Linked DNA regions of Homo sapiens: region 1 is linked to region 2. The links are chromatin contacts, found by Hi-C in ENCODE. All regions are on one chromosome and are shown on one strand. Each heading gives the region's core, a stretch centred on a gene start or an enhancer-like site at or near the end of the contact. The rest is flanking DNA. Distances are from core to core; before and after follow the strand shown. Region 1 overlaps CTDSPL (CTD small phosphatase like). Region 2 overlaps ITGA9 (integrin subunit alpha 9).

The links. A loop is a pair of places that touch in the nucleus more often than their neighbours do. Pooled maps may share reads with other maps.
Region 1: a loop to region 2 is called in a map of heart right ventricle, with 7 times the contacts of the local background. The contact joins two enhancer-like sites. A Hi-C loop is called at or near these places in 2 of 168 maps with a recorded cell type or tissue (K562 and heart right ventricle), 1 of 37 single-sample maps with no recorded cell type and 3 of 50 pooled maps.

What each region holds. Positions count from the first base shown.
Region 1 is chr3:37,972,613-37,976,199 of GRCh38, forward strand. CTDSPL (CTD small phosphatase like) reads left to right here. Exons shown (of 8, transcript NM_001008392.2): 7 at 3,097-3,282. Among named protein-coding and RNA genes, the nearest start is that of MIR26A1, 5.0 kb to the left of the region's middle. Within about 2 kb of position 2,184, at least 5 of the 41 ENCODE cell types and tissues checked have a DNase peak (open chromatin) inside an H3K27ac peak, as active enhancers do.
Region 2 is chr3:37,554,227-37,558,193 of GRCh38, forward strand. The region is part of intron 15 of ITGA9 (integrin subunit alpha 9); the gene reads left to right. Among named protein-coding and RNA genes, the nearest start is that of ITGA9, 100 kb to the left of the region's middle. Within about 2 kb of position 2,656, at least 4 of the 41 ENCODE cell types and tissues checked have a DNase peak (open chromatin) inside an H3K27ac peak, as active enhancers do.

The sequences.
Region 1 (3,587 bases), core at 934-3,433, 420 kb after region 2:
TCCTCTCCACTGTTTAAGGAAACTAGCAGGTTCCCAAGCCTCCCAGTATGGTTTAGTCTCCCCCTTCACAGGTGTGGCAGGGTGCCTGTGCTGTGTGGGGCAGGCAGGGTAGGCCTTGCTTCTCCCAGGAGATCTTTGCCTTGACCATTTCCCAAACTCTGACTCTGATGGGGCTGACACCATCCATTTGTTGGTAGCACCACAGTTGTCTCCATGGGCATCTCAGGGACCCTGAGTGGTCCCAAAGATGAGTTTTCTGGGGCCCAGGTTAACCATTTGCCTGTCTCCAGGACATCACACAGTAGCTTCCTCCGCCATGTCCTGCTTCTGGACGGTGCCCTGATGCCCATACTCCCTTCTCTTCCTCTGCATGTTCCACTGCTTTGCTGGCCTGGCCATTGCTGGTTGGGTCCATCTCTGTGATGATTGAGGGGCGGGAGAGCCCCACTTGCACAAATGCTGCCAGACTTATCACCAGGCCTTAGAGCATGAACCAGTGGAGTGGGATTCAAAATCCTCGTCCTTATTTTTGCATTTCAAAAAGAGAACAAGGCCTCAGGGAAAATAGAGTCTTCCCCAGTGGGTAATCTTTCAGATGAGTGGTACCAAGATTAATTGTTATCTGTAGCATCAGTGGCTCTTCCAACAGTGCTCTGGGATGCTGAAGGGCCTGAAGTAATAACCAAAGAAATAAACAAGAAGATTGCACCAATAGCAGTGAAGTGAGAGCTGTTTTTTGTTTGGGAAAATTGAGAACACTCTTCCTTGGCATTGTCCCCAGCATTTGCTTAAACATCCTTGTTCGGTTACTCTTCCTGGATGGCTCCCACCTGCCCCACCATCTGTCTCTTCAACCCTTCTCTTGCTGCTACTCCAGCCTTGCTGAGCCGAATCAGCTCCCACGTGCAGCCTTCCACCCTCTTTCCTCGCTGAGGTACATGTCCTGCTGATGGGTGGTCATGCCCCTGTCCTTGGCTCTGGACTCGGCTTCCAGCCAGCAGTAGTGGTGCAGTGGACCTCCTTGCCTGCTGCCCAGGAGCCCGCAGGAACCTCAAGCTGACTGTCGTAGCCTTTCAGTATCTGCTTCATTGTCATTCCTTCCTTCATTCACCCAGCAAATATTTACTTAGTACCTATTGTGTGCCAGGCACAGTACTAAATACTGGGGATATAGCAAAGAAAAAAAGAGACAAAGTCCCTCCCCTTGTGAAGCTTACATTCTTCACATTCATTCTCTAAGGCCTGGAGGCCTCAGACTCAGACACTCTTGAAAGATAGGTGCTACCACAAGTGTTCATGATTATGAGGAAATAGATCATCTTTTTCCATTTAGAGCAAGCTTGTCCAGCCTGTGACCCACAGGGCGCGTGCAGCCCAGGACAGCTTTAGACGTGGCCCAACACAAATTCGTAAACTTTCTTAAAACGTTAGGAGATTTTTTTTAAAGCTCATCAGCTATTGTTAGTGATAGTGTATTTTATGTGTGGCCCAAGACAATTCTTCTTCCAATGTGGCCCAGGGAAGCCGAAAGATGGGATACCCCTGATCTGGACTCAGTTGCCTACAACCCACCCACGTGGCCCCTGGTTAGCCTCACCAGCAGATGACTGTAGTGCCCTGAGCTCTCACCTCCCTTGGCCAGTAGGAAACACAGCTGCTCCTGGACTCTGCCTCCTACAGGATGTCCTTGGAGAGGAGAGGATGTTCCCACGGAATCATAGCTGCTGCTTGCAGCTTTGCAGCCCACGTCCCACAGCTGTGCTGGCACTTGCTCTGCACTCCACTACTGGCCTTCCCAGCGCCACCAGCCACAGGTGCTCTCTGCCTCCCTGGCAGAGTCACTGGGTCCCGCTGATGCCTGGTTGTACCCCTTACTTGGTCTTGGTGCAGGGGCCTGGCCTCGTGTCAGGCTTGGCAACTGCTCCTGTTTCTTCCAGGCCTAGCCACTCAGTATGGCCCACTCTTTTAGGTATCTTCAGTTATGAGGATTTTCTCTCAGAAACCCCTTTATTTCTTTCTCCAAGCCTGCTTTGGGGGAAATTTCCTAGGTCATGAGAGAGGGCCAGGCAGGATGATCCGCAACTGTGAGCTGGGCTCAAACTCCCATCCAGCTCCTGGGCTTCAAGGAAGTGGATGGGCATCTATGGGAGTGGACGGCTGGGCACCATCCTGTCACTCAGGGGCTGGTCTGGCCCAAGTGCCCAGAGGACCTCTAGGGGGCAGTGTCATGCCATTCAAGACACATTGGAGCCAGCTCATTCATTCAGTGGTGAAATTCATGTTTACTGAGCCCCTCTTGTGGTAGATACTCTGGGAGGTGCTAGGGATGTGGTGGTGGGGATGTTTCAGGCCTGGGCCCTGACAAGGAGAGAGGAAATCAAGCAATCCCACATAGTACTCCACTCTGTGAGGGAAACAACCCAGAAAGGAAGATAGATGTGGCTCTAGGTGGATGGGAGAGGAAGTCAAGACCTGAAAAACCAGGAGACAGATGTTCTGCAAAGAGCTGGGGAGAGAATGCATGCAGAGGGAACACTGGTACAAAGGTCCTGACCATACTCAAAGCCAGTGTGGCTCCAGGGGCTCCAGATGGAGCTCATTCAGCTGTGCCATGTGGGACGCAGCAGTGAGGAACGTGGGCCTTACTCCAAGTGCGGTGTGTAGACAGTGGAGAGTTTTCAGCAGAGGAGTGACATGATGGCACATATGTTTTCCAGTGGCCACTCTGACAGCTTCTAGGTGAATGGGCTAGAAAGGAGGCCCCGTGGGAAAGACAGGTTTTTCACGAGGCTCACACAGCCATCCCAGGCCAGAGATTCGAGGCCCAGGCTAAGGGTGGTGGCAATATAAATAGATGCAAATGGAGTCAGGCTATCTTTGGAGATGAAACTGACAATTCCTGATGGTTGGATGTGAGAGAAATGGAAGAATCCAGTGCCATCTTATGTACACGGAGAGGAAAATAACCAGGATCCTAAGACACATCTAATTATTAAATCCATTTTTAAAAAACGTAATCTGGATCTTGCTGCTGTAGTTCAGGGTTTGGGGGGCTCTTTTAAACACCCAGCCTTCATTGTGACACGTCTTTTCCAGTATGCAGACCCTGTGGCTGACCTCCTAGACCGCTGGGGTGTGTTCCGGGCCCGGCTCTTCAGAGAATCATGTGTTTTTCATCGTGGGAACTACGTGAAGGACCTGAGTCGCCTTGGGCGGGAGCTGAGCAAAGTGATCATTGTTGACAATTCCCCTGCCTCATACATCTTCCATCCTGAGAATGCAGTAAGTGGCCCCAAAGAAAGAAAATGTCGTGCTCCATCTGAGCCCTCTGTCTTGCCAGGCAGGTACCACTTTTGAGCACCTACACAAGAAGGTCTCTGGGCCTTTTCCTAATGAAATCCCAGCTCTGCCATTTAGCAGTTGCGTGTCATTGACCAAGTTATTTAACCTCACTGAGCCTCGGTTGCCTCATCTGTCAAATGGGAATTATAGGAATGCTGATCTCATAGGATCATTGGAGGTTGCAGTGTGGCAATATATAAAAAGCACTTAGAATAGTGCTTGAGACTGGTAAATGCTCTATAAGC
Region 2 (3,967 bases), core at 1,406-3,905:
TTATGGGGGTCAGGGTGACCTCACTGACGAGGTGTGATTTGAGCAAAGCATGGAAGGAGGCTGGGGAGTTAGCACAGCGGGTTCCTGGAGGAGGGCTCAGACCAGTGTCTGAGTGTCTGGTGTGTCTGAGGAGGAGCAGGGAGACCAGTGTGGGCAAAGAGGTCAGAGTGGCAGTGATGGTTGTGAGCGGGTCATCTTGGGCTTCCTAGGCCTTGGGAAGGATTTGCCTTTACTCAGAGGGGGATGGGAGTGTGTGAGGGATCTGGGCAGGGTGGTGACCTGGCCTGCCTTCCATTTTTACAGGCCCCTGCTGGCGGCTATGTTGGGAAGGCCTGTAGGAGGCGGTAGAGCAGCAGGAACGGGGTTAGGAGACTGAGCGTTACCCAGGGAAGAGGGTGGCTCCACTGGGGCCATAGTGGTAACATTGTGAGAAGTGGTCAAATTCTGCGTGCATTTTGAAGGGGGATCCTACAGCATTTCCTGAGGGTTTGATTGTCAGTTGTGAGGGAATAAGATATCAAGGGTCACTCCAAGCTTTTCAGCCTGAGTACCTAAAAGGATGGAGTTGTCACTGGTGGTGTTTTCAACGGAAGGTGCAGGTGAGCAGGTTGAAAGGGGGAAGATCTGGAGTTTGTTTTTAGACACACTGGTAGATGTTTAAGTGTGTATGCGTATGTATGAGTCTTCAGTTTGAGTAGTAGTCTGAGTAAGAAGTATCAATTTGGGAGTCGCCAGCAGACAGATGGTATTTAATGCCAGGAGATTTGATGAGATCACCCAGGGTGTGAGGGGAGATAGAGAAGAGAGGGGGACCAAGGGCTGAGCTGTGGACACTCCAACACTAAGAGCATCTTTTCCTCCTACCCCTAAAATGGCTCTGGGGCTCCAGCCATTGTATGTGTTTTTCATGCAGGAAGAAGTGGGACATGCAAAGGGGCTCTTTATAATCTGGTCTGAGGCCCCTGTAAAGAGCCTCCAGTGACTTCTGCTTATAACGCATTGACCATCCATATTTTAAAAGAGGTTGGAAGATGTCTAAGTACCAGCTAGACATCTTATAAATCCTATCACTATAGAGTTTTGCTCTCCAGCAGAACTTTCTGTGATGAAGGAAATGTTCCGTATCAGCACTGTCCAATATGGTGGCCAGTGACCACATATGACTGTGAGCACTTAAAATGTGGCTAGTGCCAATAAGGCATTGACTTTTTACTTTTCTATACTTTTAATTAATATAAATTCAAACTGAAATAACACATGTGGCTAGTGGCTACCATGTTGGACAGTGCAGATATTGAAGTTTGATTTTTAAGAAGGAGAGGGACAGACACTGGACAGACAACTCACAGCTCCTGCCACAGTACAGCATGGAGCCTCCCAAGGCACTAGTCACACAGATCAAGCCACACAGCCAAATGGAAATACAAATAATAGATTGAGGTCACATTGACTGTTTCACGTTGTACTTAGACATGCTGATTAAAACCTGAGTTGCAAGTGTACCATGGAACATAATCTCTCCCTCTAGTGTTTTGGAACAATCACACACAAATGTTTATATCCACATACAGGCCCCATATACAATGGGGGAAACAGAACAGAAGAAGGTTGGATGGTTCACCAAGTTGAGTGGGTCCTTCAAAGGATGTCACCATCTTGGATGTGATGTTTTCTGTTTTCAGTGGCATAGAACTAGATAAAAGGTGGCAGTGCAGAGGATGGAAGTGGTATTGCTCAGTGGGAAAGGGAAGGCATTTTAGGTTTGGGACATATTACAATATTGCCTTTTAGCGTAGAAAAGCCCTCCTTCCTGATGCTCTTGCTAGTGCTGGGTGGAAAGATTCCCTTTCAACTCAACATGTGTGAAGCACATGAACTGAAGCACTCTTCCTGCTTAGCATGGCAGGGGCTGGGCCAGGCCAGGGTGGACCAGGTCTTGCTCTGATCAACCACATGGTCTCAGGCAAGTTGCTTCACCTTTACTGCTGAGCTTCAGTGTCCTCAGCTGAAATGGGGAGCAGAATACTGACTTCTTAGTAGGGGTCTGGTAAACACTGGGCCCCTTTTTCCTTCTGCTCTACCCTGCAAATCTTTTCCTCTTTCTAACTGCCTCTGCATTTGGAAGGGGTCAAGACTCGTTTCATAGTTTTTTGGGGGATTAAAAAATGATTAGAAGCAGATGGTGAGAAGAAAATAGAAAGTATGGAGCAAATAAGAAATGTGGGAAGAGAAGAGGGCAAATGGTAAGGCAGCTCTCGGAGCTGGCACGTTCTTTCTCTCTGGACCAGAGCAAGCCAGAGCCTCTCAGTCATCTTCACGGGCTGGTTGACAAGGACTCCTCACGTTAGCGTGCACACGAAGAACCTGGGACCTTGTTCAATGCAGATCCTGATACAGCAGATCTGAGGTGAATTTCTAGCAAGCTCCCTGGTGACGCTGGTGCTGCTGGTCCATAGACCACAAAGCAAGGAGCTCGAAGACATAGATACCAAAAGTTACAGGGGAAAACGGACAAAGCCACCAGCTGGCAGTTGATGCAGGTATCAGAAGCAAGTGGGCCTCGGAGGGGCCAGATGCCTCTCTCCTCACACTGACCGTGAGAGCGAGTGCTCCTCATCAACAACGTGGGGCCAGGCTTGAGTCAGCAGCACTGACTTTATGTGACCTAGTGCAGCTCGCCAGCCCACGCTGATGTGTGTTAATGGAGGGGGTGCCCCTTATAGGAGGGTGGTGTGGGCTATAATTTCTTCTGCATTCTCTGCCTATTGCTTGAAGGACAGTGTTGTCAGCAGTCAACTGACTGAGCTTGACTTTTCAGCAGTTTTTTTAAACTTCACTGCAGTGTTTTTGGACACAGCTATGTCAGAAATCTATTTCCCCTTCTCAGAGACCAGGAAGCTCTTGAGGTACAAGCTCTTATTAAGCAGAAAATTTTAAAGTGGTTTTCCTTCTCCTTTTCTTGGGTCTGCTTTCTTGGGGCAAACAGAATACGAGAAGCCAGCTTAGAAATTGCATGGGTCCTTCCTGCATTTTGTGAGAAAATGGTGGCCTCCTATATTTCTTCCCTGACAGGTTACTGTGGGCCACCAGCCTCCTTGGTGACTTCTGTTTTGCAGATGGGGAATTTGTTGATTGTAGTGAGTACGCTGTGTGCGGCAGAAAGGATTCTGTCACCTACAGAGAGCTAGGGAAGCGCCCAGGCTGAGGAAACCCACCCCTTCGAAGCAGCCATCCATAGGTAGCCTGGGGGTCTTTTCACAAGACAGCCCTAGCCCCAGTTCATGGGAGTTGGAACAATGGTGGGTCCAATGGTGGATGAATAGTTTATTCACATGCATCCCAGGAGATTTGTGTGAAGAGGGTGACAGAGAGTTGCTTCTTTTAAAAAAAATGTATTAAGGGCTATGTAAATAAAAAGAAGAAATTAAGTTGTAACAGTAACAATAATAGCTATCTTTTATTGAGCATTTACTATATGCTACATGTTTTACATGTACATGAAGTCCTTATAAAGAATACAATTACATATGTTAATATGTGATTATATACAGAAAATTGTATCAGAATTATATCTACATATATAAAAATAAAATAAAATCTCATTTTACCATTGAGGGATCTGAGATTTAGAGCATTTAATTTATTTAAGATCTCACAGCTGGTAAGCAGCCAAGTCTTGGGTTTGAATCCCATCCAGCAACCAACTAGTTCTATGACTTTGAATGCAAAAGATGATGGCTTTTCTCATTATTATTACCTAGTTAGTCTGAGAAAGAGAAAACTCCATTCTGGATGGCCCATTTCTGGGTGGATTGGTGCTAGGTTTCTCCTGGTCTTGGACGAGGTTGCACTTTTCAGCCGCTCCTGTGCACGTGTGTCCGTGCTCTGAGGTGGGAGGAAAGCTCAATGTGGGTCTGTGAGTCCAGGGCAGGCAGGAGTCCTGGGGACTGGAGGTTCTCTGCACTTC